2 separate regions of the Homo sapiens genome follow, and region 2 is linked to region 1. A link is an interaction called in ENCODE POLR2A ChIA-PET data of the cell type or tissue named here. Cell type or tissue: PC-3. All regions are shown on one strand. Each heading gives the region's core, and the rest is flanking DNA. Links, peaks and the distances in the headings are about the cores only.

Evidence for each region. ChIA-PET counts read pairs that join two places held together with the same protein. Peaks named below come from ENCODE experiments on the same cell type or tissue, not always from the same donor. Only the 100,000 strongest peaks of a DNase experiment are listed, where the experiment ranks them.
Region 2: POLR2A ChIA-PET joins it to region 1 with 5 read pairs; 2 of 35 experiments call an interaction of 5 or more read pairs at or near these places.

What each region holds. Positions count from the first base shown.
Region 1 is chr12:12,764,922-12,769,315 of GRCh38, forward strand. It overlaps a transcript of APOLD1 not described here. Among named protein-coding and RNA genes, the nearest start is that of MIR613, 2.5 kb to the left of the region's middle. In PC-3, for the core only: no CTCF peak of the experiment used is centred there; no DNase peak of the experiment used is centred there.
Region 2 is chr12:12,869,970-12,874,363 of GRCh38, forward strand. No RefSeq gene overlaps it. Among named protein-coding and RNA genes, the nearest start is that of GPRC5A, 19 kb to the right of the region's middle. RefSeq lists an enhancer at 1,779-2,978. In PC-3, for the core only: no CTCF peak of the experiment used is centred there; DNase peaks (open chromatin) are centred at 682, 2,562 and 3,112; H3K4me3 peaks cover 1,278 bases; H3K27ac peaks cover 4,000 bases.

The DNA of each region.
Region 1 (4,394 bases), core at 156-4,155:
TGGCCTGAGAGTTCACCAGAGCAGCTCTTCTCTAAGCAGCAAATTCAGGGATCAGGGCTTCTCCCATCCTGTGCATCTGCCATCTTGGAACCTTCATTTCCAGCCATGTAGAGGAAGAGAGAAGGAGCCTGAGAGACTGGGAGAGGAGTTTTATGCAAGGGAGTGCTGGGAAATGTAGTCTTCCTGGTTCTGCAGGCTGTATAAGAGGCAAAGACCAGCATCTGCTTCTGATGAAGGGCTCAGGAAGCCTCCAATCATGATGGAAGGTGAAGAGGAACCAGAGAGGAAGGAATGAAAGTTTCATTTTAAAAATTAGAGATGAGGTCTTGCTATGTTGCCCAGGCTGGACTCGAACTCCTGGGGTCAAGTGATCCTCCCACCCCAGCCTCCTGAGTAGCTGGAACTACAGTCTCATATCACCACACCCGGCTCAATATATTTTTATATTATAGAAATTTGTTATAAGAATTATGCATTTTTTGTGATTAAATGAATAAAGATAAACTATATTTTGCATAAAAAGAAAGCACTGTTACACTTAAGGCGAAGACAAAGGTAAGAAAACCCCTAAATGGTTATTAAACATTTAATTCACTTAAGGGCACTGCAGAGAGGAAACACTTTTAGAAATCTATGTTAATTCTGTTAACATTAAAGCCAAAGTGTAGGCTGGGCATGGTGGCTCAGGCCTGTAATCCCAGCACTTTGGGAGGCCAAGGTGGGAGGATTGCTTGAGCCCAGGAATTCAAGACCAGCCTGGGCAACATGGTGAAACCCCATCTCTACAAAAAATCAAAAATTAGCTGGGTGTGGTGGCACAAACCTATAGTCCCAGCTTCTCAGGAGGCTGAGGTATTAGGATCTCTTGAGCCTGGTAGGTTGAGGCTGCAGTGAGCCACGAGTGCACCACTGTCGTCCAGTCTGAGCAACAGAGTGAGGTGCTGTCTCAAAAACACCCAAAAAACAACAAGAACAAAATGTCAAAGTCAAAGAGTAGATCTTCTGTGCTCTAGTGTTGGTTAGGATCCTCTGTTGCAAAGATCAGAAATCAAGTCACTCAAGGAATAAAAGGGGAGTTGAAAAAATAGGAATATATGAATGGCTCATAAAATGGAATGATGGCAGGAAATAAAAGTTAAGACTCTCTGTTTGCCTCTCAGGACCTTATCTCTTAATTTTCTCCAGTAAACAAAACAAACTTTCTCTGCTCTTGGGGGAATATAATGGGAATAATATGGCTGCTTCACAGATCCTGAGTTCCATATTTCAGTTCCAGTCATTGAGAAGACTGCCTCAACTCTCTTTAGGTCCATATTCCAAAATCTTGAAAGAATTTGATTGGCAAATTTGGTTTGGATGTCTACCTTTAGTCCAATTAGCTATAGTCAGTGGGCAGGATCATGTAATATAGTACCAAGATACTGGAATATTTTAAATGGAGATAAAGAGATGTTGTCAGGTTAAGGTGGGGGCCATAAGTTCCCAAGCTGCCTACTACAGTTGCACAAAGGACAAAGAATATTATAGATTGATGAGCTAAAAATCACTTTTGCATTGCCCCACAGCTAAAAAATTTAAAAAGAGATTTCTGAGAGAGCCATAAAAAGGCAATAGTAAAACACTGATATAAAATCAGCTGGGGCCAGACAGGGTGACTGACACCTGTAATCTCAGCACTTTGAGAGGCTGAGGTTATCTGCCTGGATCACCTAAGGTCAGGAGTTTGAGACCAGCCTGGCCAACATGGCGAAACCCTGACCCTACTAAAAATACAAAAATTAGCTGAGTGTGGTGGCACGTGCCTGTAATCCCAATTACTCAGGAGGCTGAGGCAGGAGAATCGCTTGAACCCGGGAGGTGGAGGTTGCAGTGAGCCAAGAGCACACTCCAACCTGGGTGACAGAGTGAAACTATGTCTCAAAAACAAAAAACAACAAAACAAACTAAAACAACAAAACAAAACAAATAAACAGAAAAAAAGAATTAGCTGGTAAATCAGCTGGCATATACTATCAGAATAATAAATAAGAGTTGGCCCCCTGGGCTGGGTGCAGTGGCTCATGCCTGTAATCTCAGCAGTTTGGGAGGCCAAGGTGGGTGGATCACCGGAGGTCAGGAGTTCGAGACCAGCCTAACAAATATGGTGAAACCTCATCTCTATTAAAAATACAAAAATCAGCCGGGTGTGGTGGTGCATGCCTATAGTCCCAGCTACTCAGGAGGCTGAGGCAGGAGAATTGCTTGAATTTGGGAGGTGGAGGTTGCAGTGTGCCAAGACCACGCCAGTGCACTCCAGCTTGGGTGACAGAGCAAGATTCCGTCTCCACAAAATAAATAAGAGTTGGCCCTCTGTATTTGTGAGTTCTGCATTTGTGAATTAAACCAACCACTGATTGGAGTTATTCAGAAAAATTAAAAACAACCGTACAATAATAAAAATAATACACATTAAAAAATTGGCCAGGTGCGGTGGCTCACACCTGTAATCCCAGCACTTTGGGAGGCCGAGGTGGGTGGGTCACTTGAGGTCAAGAGGTTGAAAGTAGCCTGGCCAATGGGGCAAAACCCATCTCTACTAAAAATAGAAAAATTAGATGGGTGTGGGGGCCCGCGCCTATAATTTCAGCTACTCGTGAAGCTGAAGCATGAGAATTGCTTGAACCCGGGAGGCGGAGGTTGCAGTGAGATCGTGCCACTGCACTCCAGCCTGGGCTACAGAGGGAGACTATGTCTCAAAACAAAACAAAAACAAAAACAAAACTAGTATAACAACTATTTACATAGCACTTACATTGTATTAGGTATTATATGTAATTTATAGATGATTTAAAGTACATGAAAGGAGGTGAGTAGGTTATACGCAAATCCTATGCCTTTTTTTTTTGACGGAGTCTCACTCTGTCACTCGGGCTGGAGTGTAGTGGTGTGATCTCGGCTCACTGAAACCTCCGCCTCCTGGGTTCAAGTGATTCTTCTGCCTCAGCCTCCCGAGTAGCTGGGACTACAGGCACGTGCCACCATGACTGGCTAATTTTTTTATTTTTAGTAGAGACGGGGGTTTCACCATATTGGTCAGGCTGGTCTTGAACTCCTGACCTCGGGATCTGCCTGCCTCGGCATCCCAAAGTGCTGGGATTACAGGTGTAAGCCACCGTGCCCGGCCTACTATGCAATTTTATACAAGGATCTTGAACTTCTGTGGATTTTGGTATCTGTGGGGAGTCCTCAAACCAAACTCCCATGGATGCTGAGGGACAACTGTACAAATATTGAACAATTGAAAAGGTCACAGATAACTAGATGTAAAAAATAGTTACTGGCTTGAAAAAAGGTAAGAATACCTGATAATTGCACCACATTGTGTAGGTCTCACAGGGTTTCCATATTCCCTTTCCAATATAATAAATAAAACCTTGTAAAAGCAATTGAGGCTGAGTGCAGTGGCTCATGCCTGTAATCCCAGCACTTTGGGAGGCTGAGGCAGGAAGATCATTTGAGTCCAGGAGTTCGAGACCAGACTGGGAAACCTAGGGAGTCCCAATCTCTACAGAAAATTAAAAACAAAACAAAACAAAACAAAAAAACCAACCAGGTGTCATGCACCTGTGGAGTCCCAGCTACTCAGGAGGTTGAGTTGGAAAGATTGCTTGAGACCAGGAATTCAAGGTGGCAGTAAGCGCTAATCACGCCACTGCACTCCAGCCTGGGCAACACAGCAAGACCTCATCTCTTAAATTAAAAAAAAAAAAAAGCAATTGAGTCTCAATAAGTCAAGTCACTTGCTTGAAGTCACACACAAACCACAGACTTAGGACTCAAACTCCTCGTTTTCACTTTATGTGCAGAGGCCTAACTTATAGAAAATGCCTCCTACCTTTTTCAAAGGTAGTTTACTTTTTTTTTTTTAGCATTGAAAGTAAAGGCAGAAATGACTTTTAAAGTGCTACATTTTCAGGGAAAAAAAGTGGATTAGGAACATTAGTTTCCATTCTGGCATGTAAGGAGCTCAGAAGTCACTACTCCTGGCTGGGCACCGTAGCTCATGCCTGCAATCCCAGCACTTTGGGAGGCTGAGGCAAAAGGATTACTTGAGCCCAGGAGTTCAAGACCAGCTGGAGCAACGTGGCAAAACCCCATCTTTACCAACTATACAAAAATTAGCCAGTCGTGGTGGCACATGCCTGTAGTCCCAGTTACTTGGGAGGCTGAGGTGGAAGGATCACTTGAGCCTAGGCAATTAAGGCTGCAGTGGGCCATGATTATACCACTGCACTACAGCCTGGGCAACAGAGCAAGACCTCCAGCTAAAAAAAAAAAAAAAAAAAAAAAAGTCACCACTCCATCTTAGCAAGTAAAAAGCTGAGTAAACTGAAAAATCAACAGCTCTTCTTAGA
Region 2 (4,394 bases), core at 78-4,077, 100 kb after region 1:
TTCCTTTTTCTCTGCAACCTTGCCAGCATTTGCTATTTTTTGACTTTTTAATAATAGCCATTCTGCCGGGTGCGGTGGCTCATGCCTGTAATCCCAGCACTTTGGGAGGCGGAGGCGGGTGGATCGCCTGAGGTCAGGAGTTCGAGACTAGCCTGGCCAACATGGTGAAACCCCATCTCTACTAAAAATACAAAAAACTTAGCCAGGCGTGGTGGCGTGTGCCTGCAATCCCAGCTATACGGGAGACAGGCAGGAGAGTCGCTTGAACCCAGGTGGCGGAGGTTGCACTGAGCCGAGATCATGCCATTGCACTCCAGGCTGGGTGACAAGAGCGAGACTCTGTCTGAAAAAAAAAAAAAAAATACATATATGTAATAATAGCCATTCTGACTGGTGTAAGTTGGTATCTCCTTGTGGTTTTGATGTGCATTTCTCTAATGATTAGTGATGTTGAACATTTTTTCATATATTTGTTGGCCACATGTATGTCTTCTTTTGAGAAGTATCTGCTCATATGCTTTGCCCATTTTTTAATGGGGTTGTTTATTTCTTGCTTGTTGAATTGTTTAAGTTCCTTACAGATCCCCAGAGTGACTTTTCCAAGAGACTTGCACGGAATTCGCAAGGCTTTTTATGACCTAGCCCTGGAATTTATTCAGCATCCCTTCTGCTGTATTCCACGGTGAGTCACAGGGTCAACTGAGATTCAATATCCGAGAGAACTACGTAAGTCCATGGTTATGGGAGGCATCATTCAGTGGGTGCTGTCTTTGGAGTGTAACTACCATTGAGGGGAGATAGCAGCCTGGCAAGGGAAACCTTCTCAGAGGAGGAGATGTTTACAGGGGAACTCTCGGACGAGGAGGAGGAGTTAGCCAAGTGAAGAATGGGGGAGGAAAGGAAGGGTCTTCCAGGTGGAAGGAGCCTCGTGTACAAAGACCCAGATAGAAGGGGTGAGGGCAGGATAAGCAGGTTGTATTCAGGTTCTATATCATTTACTTGTTGAGTGACTTTGGATAGTTATTTAACCTTTCCACTTCTGTTTTCTCATCTGCGAAATGGAGATAATTATAGTTAATATCTAGTAGAGTTGTAAATATTAAATAAGTTAATGCAGAAAGTATTTTATTAATCTATTTTTATTTGTCTTTCTTTTTCAAACACCAACTTGAACCAGAAGGAAGAGTTTTTTAGAACAAACCTGATACATAGGAAACAATAGATGATGGTCATTGTTGCTATTATTAGTATTATACAGGGAGCCGTGGGTATGTAAATATACAGCTGGAACATAGAATTTAAGAAAGTGAATGGAGAGGCCAGGCGCAGTGGCTCATGCCTGTAATCCCAGCACTTTGGGAGGCTGAGGTGGGCGGATCGCTTGAGGTCACGAGTTCGAGACCAGCCTGGCCAACATGGTGAAATCTGTCTTTACTAAAAATACAAAAATTAGCTGGGCATGATGGCGTGTGCCTGTAATCCCAGCTACTTGGGAGGCTGAGGCTGGAGAATTGGTTGAACCCAGGAGGTTCAATTGTGCCACTGCACTCCAGCCTGGGCGATAGAGCAAGACTCAGTCTCAAAAAAAAAAAAAAAAAAAAAAAAAAAAAAAAGAGGGTGAATGGAGAGAGAGATATCATTCTGGAATGGTAAACAGGGGCCAGATCACGAATGACTTTGTAAGCCATACATGGTTTTCTGAACTTGTCCTAGAGTAAGTGAAGAGAGGTTGTGTTTGTTTTTGAGATAGGGTCTTGTTTTGCCACCCAGGCTGCAGTGCAGTGGCGTGAGCACAGCTCACTACAGCCTCGACCTCCTGGGCTCAAGCCATCCTCCCCACTCAGCCTCCGGAGTGGCTGGGTCTATAGGTGAGCACCACCATGCCCAGTTAATTTTTTATTTTTTGTAGAGATGGTATCTAACTATGTTGCCCAGGCTCGTCTCAAACTCCTGGCCTCAAGTGATCCTCTCGCCTTGGTCTCCCAAAGTGCTGGGATTACAGGTGTGAGCCACTGGGCCAGGCTGAGAGGTTATGGATTTTGAGGAGAGTTGAGCAGATTTGGGGTTTTAGGAGGATCTCTACACAAAAGGCTTCTAGAGTGGGGAATGCTTTGGAGAGAAGAAAAACTAGAGACATGGAGATCAGCTGGAAGCCACTGTGGTGGTCCAGGAGAGGCTTGTGGGGGCTGGGCCTGAGGTTGTGCTGAGGGGGATGAAGAGAAGTGGACCTGCTAAAGGTCACAGTGCTGGTTAGTGACGGACCAGGGGCGGGAGCTGTTGACTAATTACATAAGAATTTCCTGCCAGGAAATTAGCCTTTTTTTCTTGTTTATTTAGGCATGAATTTAATATATGTGCTACTTGATAGAAACAGATAAGTAACTACAAGTAACTGGGCAGGGATGGTTAGCTGGGAGGTATGGATTTCATTTCCATTACTAATGCCTGCAATTGCTGATAATAGACGTGCCCCAGGAATCGCTGCAAGGGAAATGGAGCAAGGTGAGCCATTCTCTTTGAAGGAGTTTTTTCCAGCTCTACCGGTTTATGTGTATAGGGTCACACCCTACCTTCTTATAACTGCCTCATTTGTTCTCCTTTGGGTCAGGCTGAAAGTGTTTGTTTGCTTTTTCTGGTTTTATTGGCATAGAAAACTCTAGCAAGATGTGATTGGCCACTCTGTGGGGGCATCACTGGCCTTTCAAGCTGTGTTTCTCAAACATTCTCTGTGGACGCAGATTGGTCATGGCATCTGCATTCCTGGAAGGTGCAGGCTGATGGGTGGAGCGGAGGAGTTTTGAGGAGCCAGATGAGATGAGGCACCTGGGGACAGGTGACCCCAGCAGCTGCCGCTTGCAGGAGAGAGCTTCTGAGGAAAGACATCTGAGTCAGCAGGGTGACTGCTGGGACTGTGGGCAAAGCATGAGCCCAGCGGTGTTCTCATCCACCCAGTTAGGCGACCCTGAAGGTCTATGATGATAATCTAAATGATCCCTGAAAGGATCTGCTCTAATCTCTTCGCTGGTCCATGAACCTGCCAGGCTTGTTCTGATTCCGTATGGGAATTTGATTGATAAAGTCCTATGCATTCTTGAGTCACCCCCATCACCCACCCTCTACTCCCTTTGAAGAACCACAGAGGGAAGAGTAGACACCATACAGCTCACACTGACTCACTTCTGTGTTCAATGCATTGCTCCTCTTAGTCTCCCAGCTTTTCTAGAAGCCCTCTGAGGGCTTTTTTTTTTCCTTTTCTTTTTGAGACAGGGTCTCTGTTGCCCAGGCTGGAGTGCAGTGGCATGCTCTCAGCTCGCTCTGCCTCCTGGGCTCAAGTGATCCTCCTACCACAGCCTCCTGAGTAGCAGGACTACAGGTGCGCACTACCACGCCTCGCTAATTTTTGTATTTTTAGTAGAGATGGGGTTTCACCATGTTGCCTAGGCTGGTCTCAAACTCCTGACCTCAAGTGATCTGCCCACCTCAGCCTCCCAAAGTGCTGGGGTTACAGGCGTCAGCCACCGCACCTGGCCCTTCTGAGGGCTTTTTATTCCTTCTATGTTCTCGTAACTCCTCTCAGAGTTTTTAGGTGACCTCTGTTGATTGACAGATCCAGAAGTTTGGAAGATGTGTCAGCCTGAATTTACAGATTGGGAAGCCGAAGAGGAAGGGTTTAGCCACCTGCCCAAGATTGTGAGAATTGGCAGTTATTCACCAGATAACCAGGAACAGTCCTAGAGTTAAACATTTTACATACATTTGTTGTTTAATCCTTTCAACAAAGCCTAAGAGGTAGAAGGTCTCATTATCCCCATTTCATAGCTGAGGAAATTGAAGCTTACAGTTTTTAAATAACTCCACTGCACTTACATGTCAAACTCAGAATTAAACCCAGTCTTATTCCTAACTGCTTCTCATTTTCAGCACTTCCTACATTGTATTACAGCTTCATCTACTTGCCTTCTCTGCAAATTAGACTATTACCTTTTCTAAAGGCAGGAACAATACTTTTTATTTTAATCAGGACCTAGCACACAACCTGATACATAGTTGATGTTTAATGAATGATTATTAACCAAATGTTAAAAGAATAAAGAGCTGGTGATAAAGCTAACTTCTAGTCCAGGTATGCACTGCCTCCCTGCAAAGGCCAGGCTGGCCTGCTCCCTTTCAGAATGGGATCTCATAGGAGCCTCTTCTCTACTCAAAGTGACACCATCAGACCCCATATATGGGGAACAATGTTACTTCCTGGTTTCCTTTAAAAGCCCTTTGGGAGGAGACAGTGAGCAGGCGTCAGTCTTGGGGAGCCTCTTCAGCCCTGCAGGGTTGGGGCCTCCTTTCTGTCTCTCCTCCATGGCACAGAGCTCCACTTACAATCCACAGAAACCCTTGGA